4 separate regions of the Homo sapiens genome follow, and regions 1, 2 and 4 are each linked to region 3. The links are chromatin contacts, found by Hi-C or POLR2A ChIA-PET in ENCODE. All regions are on one chromosome and are shown on one strand. The core of a region is the stretch at or near the end of the contact, and the rest is flanking DNA. Distances in the headings are between cores, read along the strand shown.

Region 1 (3,220 bases), core at 399-2,898, 870 kb after region 3:
AGAGTGAATGTAGTAATGTCTCCTCCTTGATTTGAAATACATTTTAAAAAATGGATTGATAGATATGTGATCAAGCAAGTATTGTAAAATGTTGACTATAGGTCTAGGTGATGGGTATATGGGTTCTCAGTGTTCAGTTCTTTCAACTTTTCTGTGGTTTAAAAATACTCATAATAAAATGGGAAAACTCACAAAAATTAAAAATACATCATTTAGATACTGTTGATACTAATATGAATTTCTGAATGTACAAACATGTATTCTTGTAGCATAAAAAGCACTAGGTTATTTTATTGTTATTAGCTCGTCTGTTAAATAACATCTTTGAGGTCATAGTTTCTCCCATTGATCTGTGGTTTTAAGTTGCATTTACAGTTACAGGTATAATAATCACCACTTACTAATACTCACACTTGGCCAGGTGATCTGCCAGATACTTTTTTCCATTACACTTTAATCCTTAAAACAACTATTTGAATCAGTTGTCATGTTCATTTTATAAGTGAGAATACTAAAGCTCAGAGAGGTTGCAGGACTTGCTGAGGTCGCACAGCTAGTAGGGGAGTAAGGACTCAAAGCCAAATGGCCAAAGGTTGTACTGCTAGACACTGTGGTGCTTCCTTCTACTGGATAAGGTTACGGGGCCCACGGCTCAGTGGAAGCTGTTGCCTTTCTCTCTAGAGAGACCAAATGTCCCTGCTTCAGCTGGGGGTGGCAGCAAGACTCAGTGGAAACAGCATGGGCTTTGGAACCAAACCAACCCCAGTCCCCAGGCCACCTGTCCCTTTTACAAGCTGTGAAGTTAGGGAAGTCATCAGCCCCTTCTGACCTCAGTTGTCTTTTCTGTAAATAGAGGTAATAATACCTATCTTGCAGGGTTATTGTCTTAACTGAATGCATGTAAAACACTTAGTCCATAGTAGGCGCTCAGTGGACATCAGCTGCCATCATCCCTATTGCCACTATCATGCCAGGCACGCCATAAAACCTGGCTTTCTCTTTAGGTTTTGGTTTACTTCCTTTTCTATCCATATGATTTGGCCTTTGCCTGCACCTTTTGTTTTCCAGTGAATTAAGTCTATAGAAAGTTTTTACCTTGTGGTAGAATGAGCCTTTGAATTGTGTTTGAATTAGAATCTGCTGGAAGCACACTTTATTTTGAAGAAGGAGAAAACTAGACCCAGAGAGTCAACTCAAATGATTTTTTTTACTAATAAGTGAACCATACCATATATCTATAGGGATGGATTAATGGTCACAAGCCTTATTTATCAGATAGCTTATGTCTGCAAATTTAATTTCCTATGCCAAAGATTCTGGAAATAATGTGAACAAACTGTAATTGCCTGTAACAAACACATTTATAAGTAAGTTTTAAAAGTCTTTGTGTTCACAGTTTAGTAGCTCACAGACCCTGTTGCTGTTTCTCAGAAAACATTTAAAAGAGGAAGTATACTTAAATATCCATGTGATTTTGAAAATGAAAATGATTCTATAATTACAGACAGGATTAGAGTGTTGCATGTGCCCATTACATCTCTCCAGCCTCCATGAAGAGTCTCAGTCTGCACCAGAGGAAGCAGAAGTCCCTCTTTCTTCGGTCAGGCCATTTGATGTGTTTATCCTATTAGTAGCTGTAAGGAAAATTCTTCTCTACCAAGACTGATTTTAGCTACTTTCTATGAAAAAACCCTTGCTTTAGTAGAGTTACCCCACCACAGGAAACCAAGGGCCTGAACCACCCAACTCCTGTTCTGCTGCTTACAGAGGCCTGATACTGGAGCTGTTTTACTCCCATAAGCAATGTAAAAGGCATTTTAAACAACTCCAATAGTAATTTTGCATAGTTCTTTCTTTTTGAGTAAATTATAAGTAGTGGCACTTTCTGCCGCATATCTGCAACAGCTTTAAGTGCATTATAAAGAAAAGAAGAAAAATAGCTAGTCAGTAAGGGCATTTCTTTTTCTGCCTTACATGACAATAATGTCCTGAGACAAAGAAGACTTAAAATCAGGAAAATGGCATTGGATTAGCACCGTAAGGCAGATCTGGGGAGAGGACGTATCAGCATCTACCTCTCTGGTTACCTAGCTACTAATCACAGTATGGCAGGCAGCTAGGTGTGTAGATTCTACTGTGTCATCGAACCAATTTTTCAAACAGAAAGTCAGTGAGATGTGATTAAAGCCCAAGTGCTGCAAAAGATACAAGGTGGTCTATTGGAACTCCTCAATCTTCCTGGAAACTGTCACCACATAATCACAGAAATATCAAATCATAGCAAAACTTAAGCTTTCCTTTTCTTTTTTCGCCTTTTTTTTTCTTTTCTTTTTTTTTTTTGGCACACTACTTTTAATAGCAGAACAGTGTGAATTAAGATAATGTGTAACTGAAGTCTAAGAATCCCTGAGGGTCATGCAGATCTCTCAGGTACAGTGTGTCTGAAACCTAACTTATCCTTCAGTAGAGTCTTGGCTACATTTCAGGTAGTGAATAAGGATATAAGGGTGACAGTTGGGTGAACTCAGAGAGCTAACATTCTAATAGAGGAGATGGCTAATAAACAAAGCAATAAAACACATTTGATAGGAATTCTTGCTCTGGCTTTTGTTAGTCCTTCCATTTTCTTTTCTTTTTTCTTTCTTTCTTTTTTTTTTTTTTTTTTTCCTGAGATAGAGTTTCACTCATTTTGCCCAGGCTGGAGTGCAATGGTGCAACCTTGGCCCACTGCAACCTCCACCTTCCAGGTTCAAGGGATTCTCCTGCCTCAACTTCCCGAGTAGCTGGGATTACAGGTGCACACCACCACGCCCGGCTAATTTTTGTATTTTTAGTTGTATTTTTAGACAGGGGTTTTCGCCATGTTGGCCAGGCCGGTCTCGAACTCCTGACCACAAGTGATCCACCTGCCTTGGCCTCCCAAAGTGCTGGGATCACAGGCGTGAGCCACTGCGCCCTGCTAGTCCTTCCTTTTTTTTTTTTTTTTTTTTTTTTTTGAGACGGAGTCTCACTCTTATCACCCAGGCTGGAGTGCAATGGCATGATCTCAGCTCACCGCAACCTCCGCCTCCCGAGTTCAGGCGATTCTCCTGCCTCAGCCTCCCAAGTAGCTGGCGCCACAGGCATGTGCCACCACGCCCAGCTAATTTTTGTATTTTTAGTAGAGATGGGGTTTCACCATCTTGGCCAGGCTGGTCTCGAACTCCTGACCTCGTGATCC
Region 2 (3,462 bases), core at 374-2,873, 880 kb after region 3:
AGAACTGATGGGTCATGCTTTCAAAACCTTTCCTGAAGGTTTTGCAGTTTAACTAGGCAGGAGAATTGGTTTATTGGAACAGCCTTGGTCTTTCTTCTTTTGTAATAGGAATTGTATTTAATTTGATTATATTCAGCTGTTTCACAGAGAGCAAATGGTGTATTGGCTCAGAAGAGGCTAAAGTGTGACCTTATTGTCATGTCAGCTTGTTCCTTTTTTATTATTTAAATTCCAAACTATCCAATCTGAGCCTCAGAGGGGGTATAAGCTACAGCGGTTGTCACTTGAATATAGTTCAGTGCTTATATTAAGATCAAGCAGAAAATGATTATAGTTGCCTCTGGAGGAAGAGTTATAAGCGATGGAGCTGACACTAAATGCAGACATTTTAGCATAGCTGATGTTGGGTCCGAGCTCTGATACGGACGGCATCAGCGTAGTGGCTTTGGCTCAGTGAGGAACGCAGATTCAGTCAGCCCCTGCCATAGAGTAGTCAAGGCTTGGCACGATCCTCCTGGAATGGGTCTTCCTGCCATAAGTCTCCAGCCCATTGTCAGCAGTGCCACCAGAAGAATCTCACCAAAATATAAAGCTGATTGTGTCACTTTCCTGCTCTGTTAGCACCTGTTGCATATGAGAGAAAATCCAAATCTTGACCAACAATCTGGGCCAAGCTTCTCAGCCTCAGCTCCTCCTTGAACAAGCTTGCTTTTAAGCTATAGGCAGCATTTAAGATTAGAGACTTGCTCGGCAGCCAGGATTCACAGTTCCTCAGTCTCTCAGGTCCTACAAATATTGACTAAAAATGACAAGTAAATGTCAGAACCCACAGAACAAACCATGATCGCACAGATATCAAAGGACATGTGATGCTACACTACCATCCAAACATCCATCTAATGAATATTTTTTGAGCATCAACAATGCACCAAGCACAGAGATTACTCATCCCTGCCTCGAGGCTGGGGGAGGCAGCGAGGCAGCTTGAGCTGGTAAATTATAGAAGAGCCCAATGAGTGTTCCTACCAAGGTAGGAACAAGGCGCTGTGTGGGAGCACAGAGAAGGGGACAGGTAGCTCCACCCTCCCCTTCCCTGAGGTGGAAACATCTGAACCAGGTTGTCTTGAAGCAGGACTCAGAGCTAGGTGAAGAAGAGGGAAGAGGGAATGGCACGTGCAGAAGCCAGGAGGCACTGAGGAACCCACGTGGACCATGGAAGGTCATTGTGGAAGAAGCCAAGGCTGTGTGGGGTGGACATGTGAGCTCAGACCCAGCGTCACGTGTCCTTTGATATCTGTGCTGCCGTGGTTTGTTCTGTGGGTTCTGACATTTACTCGTCATTTTTAGACTATATTTGTAGGACCTGAGAGACTAGGGAACTGTAGGAATCCTGGCTGCTGAGCAAGTCTCTAATCTTAAATGCCGTCTGCAGCTTAAAAGCAAGCTTGTTTAAATAGATATGCACCCTGCACCCCTACTTTGGACACACGAGGGAAAGAGCACAGACTTTCGCTTTGATGCCAGCATTCCCTGCCCCGGTGTGCCCTCCCTGGTAAGGCTGTGAGCCTGTTGTGACTCATAGGCTAGGGATCTACCTAAACCTTATTGCAGTGGTTTCTGTTTCAGTCTGTATTTGCAATAATAGCAGCTCTCATTGACCGAGCACTTTGCTAAGGGAAGTCCTGCATTGTCTCATTTAATCCTCACAGCAACCTTCTGAGGGAAGCTCTGTTATCCCTATTTTACAGATGAGTTTAAATTCCTTCCCAAGGATGCATAGCTGGCAGCGTTACTCCCTCTCATGGCACAAACACCAGGGATGTTCTGCTCAAGTCTAGCCTTTCCTCTTACTGCTCACACTTAGCTTTTTTCTGGCTACCAGAAGCTCTTTCAGATTAAAGCAGCTCTTTAAATTGGTGAATGGAAAACAGTTGACATGAAGACATAACCATGAAAGTGTTCAGCTTTTGACTGTCATTTTTCCTTGCACAGGTGATTCTCAAACTTGTTCTTATGGTCAGCAATGATGATGATAGGTTAATTCACTTATATCCTACCTTGATCCCAAAAATATTTGGAATTATTATAATAGATTTTAAAATACACAAACCACTGAGTGCAGTGGTGTGTACCTGTGGTCCCAGCTCCTCAGGAGGCTGATATGGGAGGGTTGCTTGAGTCCAGGATTTCTGGGCTACAGCCTAGATCAGCGCTATGCTGATCAGATGTCCACACTAAGTTCAGCATCAGTATGGTGAGCTCCCGGGAGTGGGTAACCACCAGGTTGCCTAAGGAGGGGTAAACCGGCCCATGTTGGAAACGTGCAGGTCAAAACGCCTGTGCTGATCGGTAATGGGATCGCACCTGTGAACAGCCACTGCACTCCAGCCTGGGCAATATAGCGAGACCCCACCTCTTAAAAAAATATACATACGAGGCTGGGCACAGTGGCTCACGCCTGTAATCCTAGCACTTTGGGAGGCCGAGACAGGTGGATCACAAGGTCAGGAGATCGAGACCATCCTGGCTAACATGGTGAAACCCCGTCTCTACTAAAAAATACAAAAAAATTAGCCGGGCATGGTGGCGGGCGCCTGTAGTCCCAGCTACTTGGGAGGCTGAGGCAGGAGAATAGCGTGAACCCGGGAGGCGGAGCTTGCAGTGAGCCGAGATTGCGCCACTGCACTCCAACCTGGGCGACAGAGCAAGACTCCATCTCAAAAGAAACAAAAAAAAAATATGTATACATACGAACCAATAAACTACGTGAGAGGAAAAGAAACATAAAGATTAAACGACAAGTTTACGAGTCCCCAGGAGGAGGAGCTGGCAGAGAAATGCATGTCCAGGTCATCATAGTCACACGAACATTTAGTGCTGAGCTTCCTGATGGGCAAAGGAGAAAGGGACATGATAGGAGCTAGTTACAAGATTTATGTTAAACTTTCTAAAGATACAAAAGCAAGCCCTTTGCTCCAGGGAAGTACAGCTTTTCCTGATACCAGGATCTGAAAGAAGTTTCTCCCACGGGTCTCTAGAAAGAAGACACAGAGCAATGGAGGCGACAGTGTGTCTTCCCTCTCTTCGGACTTTGGCAGGCACTTGCTTTCCATTGGATTTCAGCTTTCAGCTAGCTAGCAGCTGTTAAAGAATTGCATGCTAAAACCTTTTATGTTTCAGTTAGGGGTTAAAGGGATCGAGGAAGCTGCTCTGAGCATGTAGCCACCAACCAACAGATTCTGCAGATTTTCTTTGAAACTTATGTGCTGAGATGTTTGCCTCGGGTTTACAAAATCCCATAAAAATCCTGCCTGGGTATTATAACTTGGAACCCTCCCAAAGTGCCCAAAGCAATATTTTGTTCCTAGGCCATTCGGTGACATGGTATTACTGCAATAAATACATCATTGGAATGCCCAAGCAGGTTTTCCCGTCGCTGCAGAGTAACTGCTTCCCAGAATC
Region 3 (3,356 bases), core at 168-2,667:
GTTTATGGTTAAGGCTACCTGAGAAAAGAGTAGCAAGATGCAGACTTGCTATTACACGATATGATATCACCTATGTAAAAAGTACACAAGAAAAAGACTTGAGGGAAATATAACAAAAGGTTATAAGCATCTGCTCGTGGGAAATGGAATTCCTGTTTTTTCATACTTTCTACATTCTGCCAATTTTCTACAAGCCTGGATTACTCTCGCCATAGGAAAAGACCCGCGCAGTGCTCAGGGACCAGGGAGTAGTCTGGAGGGGTTGCCAGGGACGCATTTATGGTGAAACTGAATTCGTGCCTGGATTCAGGTAGGCGCTGGGGAGCTCCTCGGAGGCTCACCACATGCCCTCACCACCACACGGGCTCGAGATGCCCCGGAAGCGCTCACAGAAGAAGACCCAGCACAGGCCCAGCCCAGGAGCCTCTGGGAGGGCTTCCCGGGAGAGAAGTCCTCTGCGCTGAGACCTGTCAAACACACCTCATGTGCAGGGAGCACCGGGAGCAAAGGCGCAGAAGCCAGGGGAGGAGGAGGCTGCCAGCGCACGTTAATGTCTGGGGCTCTGGCTGGGAAAGGGAAGACAGGAAATCCCGGAGCTGGTGTGCAGCCCTGCAGGCCCCACTGAGGGGCCTGCCTTACCCTATAGGCTCCTGGTAGACCCCCAGCACTCGGAGCACAAGCCCCAGCCACTGCTCCCCACCAGAGGGGAGGTGATCAGATTCCTCCTCTGGAGAGTGTAGAGACCTGAAGCCTCAAGGAATAAAACAGCATACTCATCCTTTCCTAGGTCTTCAATGGAAAATTTGAATGAATAATCAACATTTCATTTTAAAATAAATCAAAGATACTGGATAGGAAAACAACACACAAAAAAACCCCACAAAAACCAAAAAACCCTGATGGATGAGGCTTACATAGGTGTGCATCCTACCTGTAAATTACCGCACAGGAGAACTTGGGACAGACAAATGGCTTTTACTTGGAAGCACTAATGAACATTCAATTATCCTGTTGCATATTGGCTGACTTAACTCAGCCAAATTAGAATACATTTTATATTGACTATTTTGACATTTGTTTTATTTGGCAAGTAAAACAAAACTGATCCGATTTCCTTGCAGCCATTGTAAACCATAAACTGTACAGCAGAGGTGATAAAATACATAAGCCTTATAAACATCTGGTTCTGACGCACTACCCTCCAAACCCACCAGGCTGCCGGTGGCTCGGTGTTCTCGGCTGTCTTGCTTCAGGTGCAAGTGACTTTGCTCTCACAGTCACCAGCAGGCTTCTGAGAGCTCTCTCTGCTTTATCTGAGAGAACTGGTGTTCTTTCTTTAACCACAGAAAGTCAAAACCTGCCTGAGGTGGTGCCCATTTCTGGGCCCTTCTAGACCACATGATGTCAGCAGGGAGCAGCTGTAACAACTTCAGGGCAACTGCTCCTGTGGGGGCTTTCCAGCCTCTGCAAGGAGCCCACACTTGAGCTGCTCCAAGTACAAGTGATGGGCCTCAGCACAGGTGATGGAGGACCCCGACACACAGGTGATGGACTTAGCTGACTCCCCAGCACAGGTGACACACCTGATATAGCCTTGAGCACAGGAGACAGTGACCCTCAGCAGTGCCCTCCAGGGCGGAGCTGACAGCGCTCTGGCTCAGAAGTGAGGAACAAGTGCTGATGGGCAGTGCGAACCTCACACTCTTGAACCCAACAGAGACTCAACTGTTCACCCTGCAACTCTGGGAGGCTTATTAGAGATTCCTATCTTTTTATGCCAAATGAAACTGAAAACTACTTCTAAAGTTTCAGGCAATTCCAGGGGTAGTTAAGTTTAAATACCACTCTTGGTTTGTGAAACTGTCATGAGAAGGACCAGATTGTCTTTATAGGGGGATGTCCCAGAGGACAGAGTCCTCAGGGCTTTGGAGCCTCATTACAGCACATTCTTCCAAGTGAGACGGAGGCTTGGCACAGAGGAACAGAGTACAGAGAGCTGGTGGTATGTCCCGGAGGGCAGGCTGTATTGTGGATGGCCCAGGAAGACCTACTGGTGACTCTTCTGTCCGGTTCCTGACAGATTTTGTTCATCTCTATTCACCCACGTGGAAGCTTGGAGATCCATTCTCATTTACGTTATGTCAATCCCTAAGTGTTGCTGCCTCACCGTTCTTGTTTTATTTACTTTTGCAATCCCTTTCTCAAGCTTAATCCATCAGTGCTGTTTGTTCCTTGCCCTTAGTTTACTCCTAGTGATGCACAGGATTTTTATTTGACAGGATTCTTTTTGCAGAAAGTGTAGAGACTGTTACTACCTCTGTTATGACTGAAATCAGTTGCAGAGCAAACAGTTGGCTCACCCAAGTTTCTTTGCGGAGACAATTGTTAAAACTAGCATTTCCTGAAAAACTCCTCACTATTCTCTCATACCCAAACTACCCATTTCTTACTTTATAGCTCATTGGAAAAAGAAATTATATGAAAATGAAGAATATAAGAACTCACCTACCCTCCTGGGTTTCAAATGAGTTGCTGGCCAAGACAGAGAAGGAATTTGACCTTAAGGCCAGTGATCCCAACCCCATGGCTATACAGCACGTGTCTGTGTGTAGCTAGCAGCTCTTTTGAATAGGGAGCCAATTTTAAGTTGCATAATCTGCAATTTTAGAAGCCTGCAGAACACGCACAAAATAGACTATAGAATGGCCTTTGCATTCATGTAATGCAAAGATTTCCAAGTGGATTTTTAAAAATCTCCTCTAAAGATATATTGCTTCTACAATTATTCAGCTGTACTTTGCAGTATTTCAGCAGACACTAAGTGGTGGTGTTCTAAAATGTTGTGCAGGGACCTAAGACCACAGGACAACGCAAGACACCCCGACAAGGCCTCACCTGGGAAGGTTGGGGGCTGGGGTGGAGGCAGCTGATGACTGGGAAGGCGTTGTGGGTTGAGATGAGTCATGATTTCTTGGTACTCTGCCCATTCGATACCAGATCCCCATGCTGTTCAGTTCCCTTTAGGAAAAAAGAGAAATCTTCATGGCTCTGGTTAGCACAAAGCATTTACCTGAGTGACAAAGCAAACCAATTCATTTAAAAGAGTCATGGCCTCAAACACCAGGGAATCAATTCTTGCCCTCCACGTGAAATGGGTTCCACCGTCTCCTTTGTGCTCTGGGTGTCATAGTTCACACGAGGGTGACCCGTTCCATCTAGGCAGGCCTTCGGGACAAGGCCGCCTGCATCACCCTTCCCAAGCTTGCCTTCCTACTCCAACTGGTACTTTCCTTGCTTCTCCAAACTTCTTTTTGTTTTGCCATTTCCTTGTGGAGTGTGACGTGATAATCCACATC
Region 4 (3,489 bases), core at 523-3,022, 570 kb after region 3:
ATGGTAGAATTTAACTGGTTGAAAACTGCCACCCACAGCTAACATTTATAAAGTATCTCCCAATGCAAAATTAAACAGACTTCCTTCCAGGACATTCTAGGCAAGTTCCCAAATAAGATTCCTAAACTAAACAAAGCTACTACATTAAACTTGGCGATATCACAATCATGAATTGATCCTCTAAATGCCAAAATTGAGAGTAAAAAAGAAAAATGGACACTTGTTAGCAATACAGGATAGCAGAAGTACACAGTGATGCTTACTGATGAAATGAGGATACTTTCTAAATCAGTGGTTTTCAAACTGTGGCCCAGGTACCCGTGGGGTCACTGAGGTACCCTCAGGGCTCTGCAAGGTCAAAACTGTTTTCATAATTCATTAAGATGTCACATTTTCTGTTTTAACTCTAATTTGTTCATGAGTATACAATGAAGTTGACAACAGGCTACGTGAAGCATGGCATCACAACAGAATGCAGAAGGAAATATGAGAAAACAGCTGTTGAAGCCAGACATTAAAGAATTTGTTAAAAAAAAAAAAAAGTAAAACAATATCAATCATCTAATTTTTTATTTTGGAAATATAAGTTGTTTTTTATTTTAAAATGATACTTATGCTAACGTGTTATTGTTATTTTAAAATAAACTAATAAAATTTTTAAATTTCTAATACAGTAAATACTAATAAATATAACCCACATAAGCCAAAGCTTGCTAGGTTCTCAATAATTGTTTTTTTTTGCGGGGGACAGAGTCTCACTTTGTTGCCCAGTCTGGAGTGCAGTAGCACAATCTCAGCTCACTGCAACCTCCACCTCCCAGGTTCAAGCTATCCTCCCACCTCAGCCTCCTGAATAGCTAGGAAAATAGGTGCATGCCACCACGCCCAGCCAATTATTGTATTTCTTGTAGAGATAAGGTTTCGCCATGTTATCCAGGCTGGTCTCGAACTCCTGAGCTCAAGTGATCCACTGCCTCAGCCTCCCAAAGTGCTGAGATTTCAGGCGTGAGCCACTATGCCTGGCAATTCTCAATTATTTTTAATTTTAAATGTGGTATGGAAAGAGATCCTGAAAACAAAAAGTCCGAGAATCAGTGGCCTAAATCATAGAGTTGATACAAGGATTAAATGAACTAATGCATGTAAAGCACTTTTCACAACGCATGGCAAACAGTCAACGTTCAGTCAATGGTAGCTATCGTTATTGTTACATAACAACAGCTGCGGCTACAGATAGCAATGCTGAGATCAGCCATTTCTGGAGACTTTGTTGTCCCCCACTGTCTAGTAAGCAATGAGTATTTAAAAAAAAAAAAAAGCCAACTGATTCATCAAATGTAATTCATCATATAGATTCTAATTTAAATTCTAATACAATCAATAAGAACCTGTTAGTCTGAAAGACTGTATCTTTCTAGACCCTGTTAACTTCCTTATAAACTAGGAAGGCCTAGGACTAGACTTACAATATACCTTGGAGACTAGAGTTATCTTGTCCTTTGAGACACCTGGAAAACAGCAATGAGAAGCCTAAGTGTCCTGTGCACAACAAATTAATTAAATATGCATTCTCATAATAAAGAAAGGTATACTTTCCTTTGAAATACTGGATCAATAAGGCATCATGGAATAACGGAACTGTGGACAGGCCCTTGAGCATGCTTCTGGTTAAGATTCTTCATTCCAGGCATATCTAGCACACACCCAAGACAGATCAACAGGTACAGAGACTCACAAACGGACCAGTCATTTTTCACTCTAGTGGTTACGTAGCCCCTCTACAAATCAAACCACAATCTTTCTTACTTTCACTTTCAGGACACTTCCTTATGTTTCATCCTTTATTGATAAAGCTAAAAATAATAATAGTAGTTGTATACAGAGGTCAAACACCTGGCATCAAGCTCATAAAAATCCTTTAACCCTTTAGCCTACATTTTTTTTTTTTTTTTGAGACAAAGTCTTGCTCTGTCACCCAGGCTGGAGTGCAGTGGCACGATCTCAGCTCACTGCGACCTCTGACTCCCAGGTTCAAGCAATTCTCCTGCCTCAGCCTCCTGAGTGGCTGGGACTACAGGTGCGGGCCACCATGCCTGGCTAATTTTTGCATTTTTGGTAGAGATGGGGTTTCACCATGTTGGCCAAGCTGGTCTCGAACTCCTGACCTCAAGTCATTCACCCACCTCAGCCTCCCAAAGTGCTGGGATTACAGACATGAGCCACCGCGCCCAGCCTAGCCTACTTTTCTCTAGTCAAAACACGTTCCAAATCTTTTAACTGTTTCCCATTGGATCTGTACTTCCTTCTCTTAACCATTCTTTTCTGTCTTCTAAACCCCAAGATAAAAACATACAGAATTCTTTTTTAATCTTTCTTTCTTTCTTTTTTTAAAAAAGGAGACTGATCCAAAGTAGCTAACACAGAAATTTCATTGAGGCACTAACAGACTATTTAGCCTTTAAAACTTTATTTAACACTATTACCAAAAAAAAAAGTAATTTATCCTCCTTAAAAAGGACCATATTAACATTATATATGTTAAATTCAGTCTTTTAAAAACTATCTTTGTATCTTGAAATCAGCATTAAGATGAAAGCAAGAGATATTACTGTTGCTATGGTAATACTTCAATGAACAGCATAACACACACTGGTACATAAAAACCATTTTCTGAGCAGCATGTACAGGTAAATAAAAGTTAAATAGCACATCAACAACAATTTCCTCACAGGGTCATGACAACTTTTATTTGTGATGCTTATTTTTATATATTACAGTGACTGAAGTAAATTTGAAAATGTCAATAATCAACAGCAATGGTCAGCATTTGCAGAGGGAACCAGAGAATGTTCGTTTCTCCACTTTTCCCACAACTGTATTTTGGAGTTTCAAGAACCACAGAAGCGTCATCAAATATGACCATACCACAAACTTACACATACAAGAGGCATACTTGCTAAATAGGCAAACATAGGTGAGTTAGGAGAATTAATGAATGGTGGGAGGTTCTGACAAAGTAAAACTCACATCTTTTTTTTTTTTTTAGCTACTTAGCAAACAAAACAAAAAAACTAAAAAACCCCACAAGTTATATAACTATTGATATGGATGATCCATAAAATCCCAAAATTCAACTACTCATTATGGGGTGTTTCACAAGTATGAAGTACTGAATTAAGGTTGAGGGTATCATAATGTATTATGTGGGGTTTTAAATAATAACTCAATATAATAAGCTACTATACTGAGATACCCTGTATTAATGTACAAAAAACATTAATGAAATATATGCTTTGATTGGATTATGCAGCCTTTCTTCTACATTCAAATTACAATCCAAGTTGAACTCAAAGACAAGTTTCCTTTTAAAACATTTCTCTAAACTAGTGGAAAAAAATGTTTATAAAAATAGTGTAGTCTGAGTCTGAATAAACGGTATGCTCAGGGAAATTTCAGGTTTCAACGTAAAGAAATATACACATTTTAGAG

Evidence for each region. Hi-C counts contacts between places; a loop is a spot of excess contacts on that map. ChIA-PET counts read pairs that join two places held with the same protein, here RNA polymerase II (POLR2A). Pooled maps may share reads with other maps.
Region 1: a pooled map shows a loop between it and region 3 (2.9-fold over the local background). The contact joins two enhancer-like sites. A Hi-C loop is called at or near these places in 4 of 50 pooled maps. POLR2A ChIA-PET finds 5 or more read pairs at or near these places in 2 of 52 experiments (GM10248 and GM12878).
Region 2: a loop to region 3 is called in a pooled map, with 2.6 times the contacts of the local background. The contact joins two enhancer-like sites. A Hi-C loop is called at or near these places in 4 of 50 pooled maps. POLR2A ChIA-PET finds 5 or more read pairs at or near these places in 2 of 52 experiments (GM10248 and Panc1).
Region 4: a map with no recorded cell type shows a loop between it and region 3 (6-fold over the local background). The contact joins two enhancer-like sites. A Hi-C loop is called at or near these places in 2 of 37 single-sample maps with no recorded cell type and 4 of 50 pooled maps.

Annotation. Positions count from the first base shown.
Region 1 is chr9:125,528,624-125,531,843 of GRCh38, reverse strand. The region is part of intron 7 of MAPKAP1 (MAPK associated protein 1); the gene reads left to right. Among named protein-coding and RNA genes, the nearest start is that of MAPKAP1, 180 kb to the left of the region's middle. RefSeq lists an enhancer at 1,454-1,613. Within about 2 kb of position 1,648, at least 3 of the 41 ENCODE cell types and tissues checked have a DNase peak (open chromatin) inside an H3K27ac peak, as active enhancers do.
Region 2 is chr9:125,511,857-125,515,318 of GRCh38, reverse strand. The region is part of intron 7 of MAPKAP1 (MAPK associated protein 1); the gene reads left to right. It also overlaps the pseudogene RN7SL30P. Among named protein-coding and RNA genes, the nearest start is that of MAPKAP1, 190 kb to the left of the region's middle. Within about 2 kb of position 1,623, at least 19 of the 41 ENCODE cell types and tissues checked have a DNase peak (open chromatin) inside an H3K27ac peak, as active enhancers do.
Region 3 is chr9:126,395,237-126,398,592 of GRCh38, reverse strand. It overlaps MVB12B (multivesicular body subunit 12B), which reads right to left. Exons shown (of 10, transcript NM_033446.3): 6 at 2,896-3,018. Among named protein-coding and RNA genes, the nearest start is that of NRON, 14 kb to the left of the region's middle. RefSeq lists a silencer at 1-24. Within about 2 kb of position 1,417, at least 4 of the 41 ENCODE cell types and tissues checked have a DNase peak (open chromatin) inside an H3K27ac peak, as active enhancers do.
Region 4 is chr9:125,822,539-125,826,027 of GRCh38, reverse strand. All of the region lies in intron 2 of PBX3 (PBX homeobox 3), which reads right to left. Among named protein-coding and RNA genes, the nearest start is that of PBX3, 77 kb to the right of the region's middle. Within about 2 kb of position 1,772, at least 5 of the 41 ENCODE cell types and tissues checked have a DNase peak (open chromatin) inside an H3K27ac peak, as active enhancers do.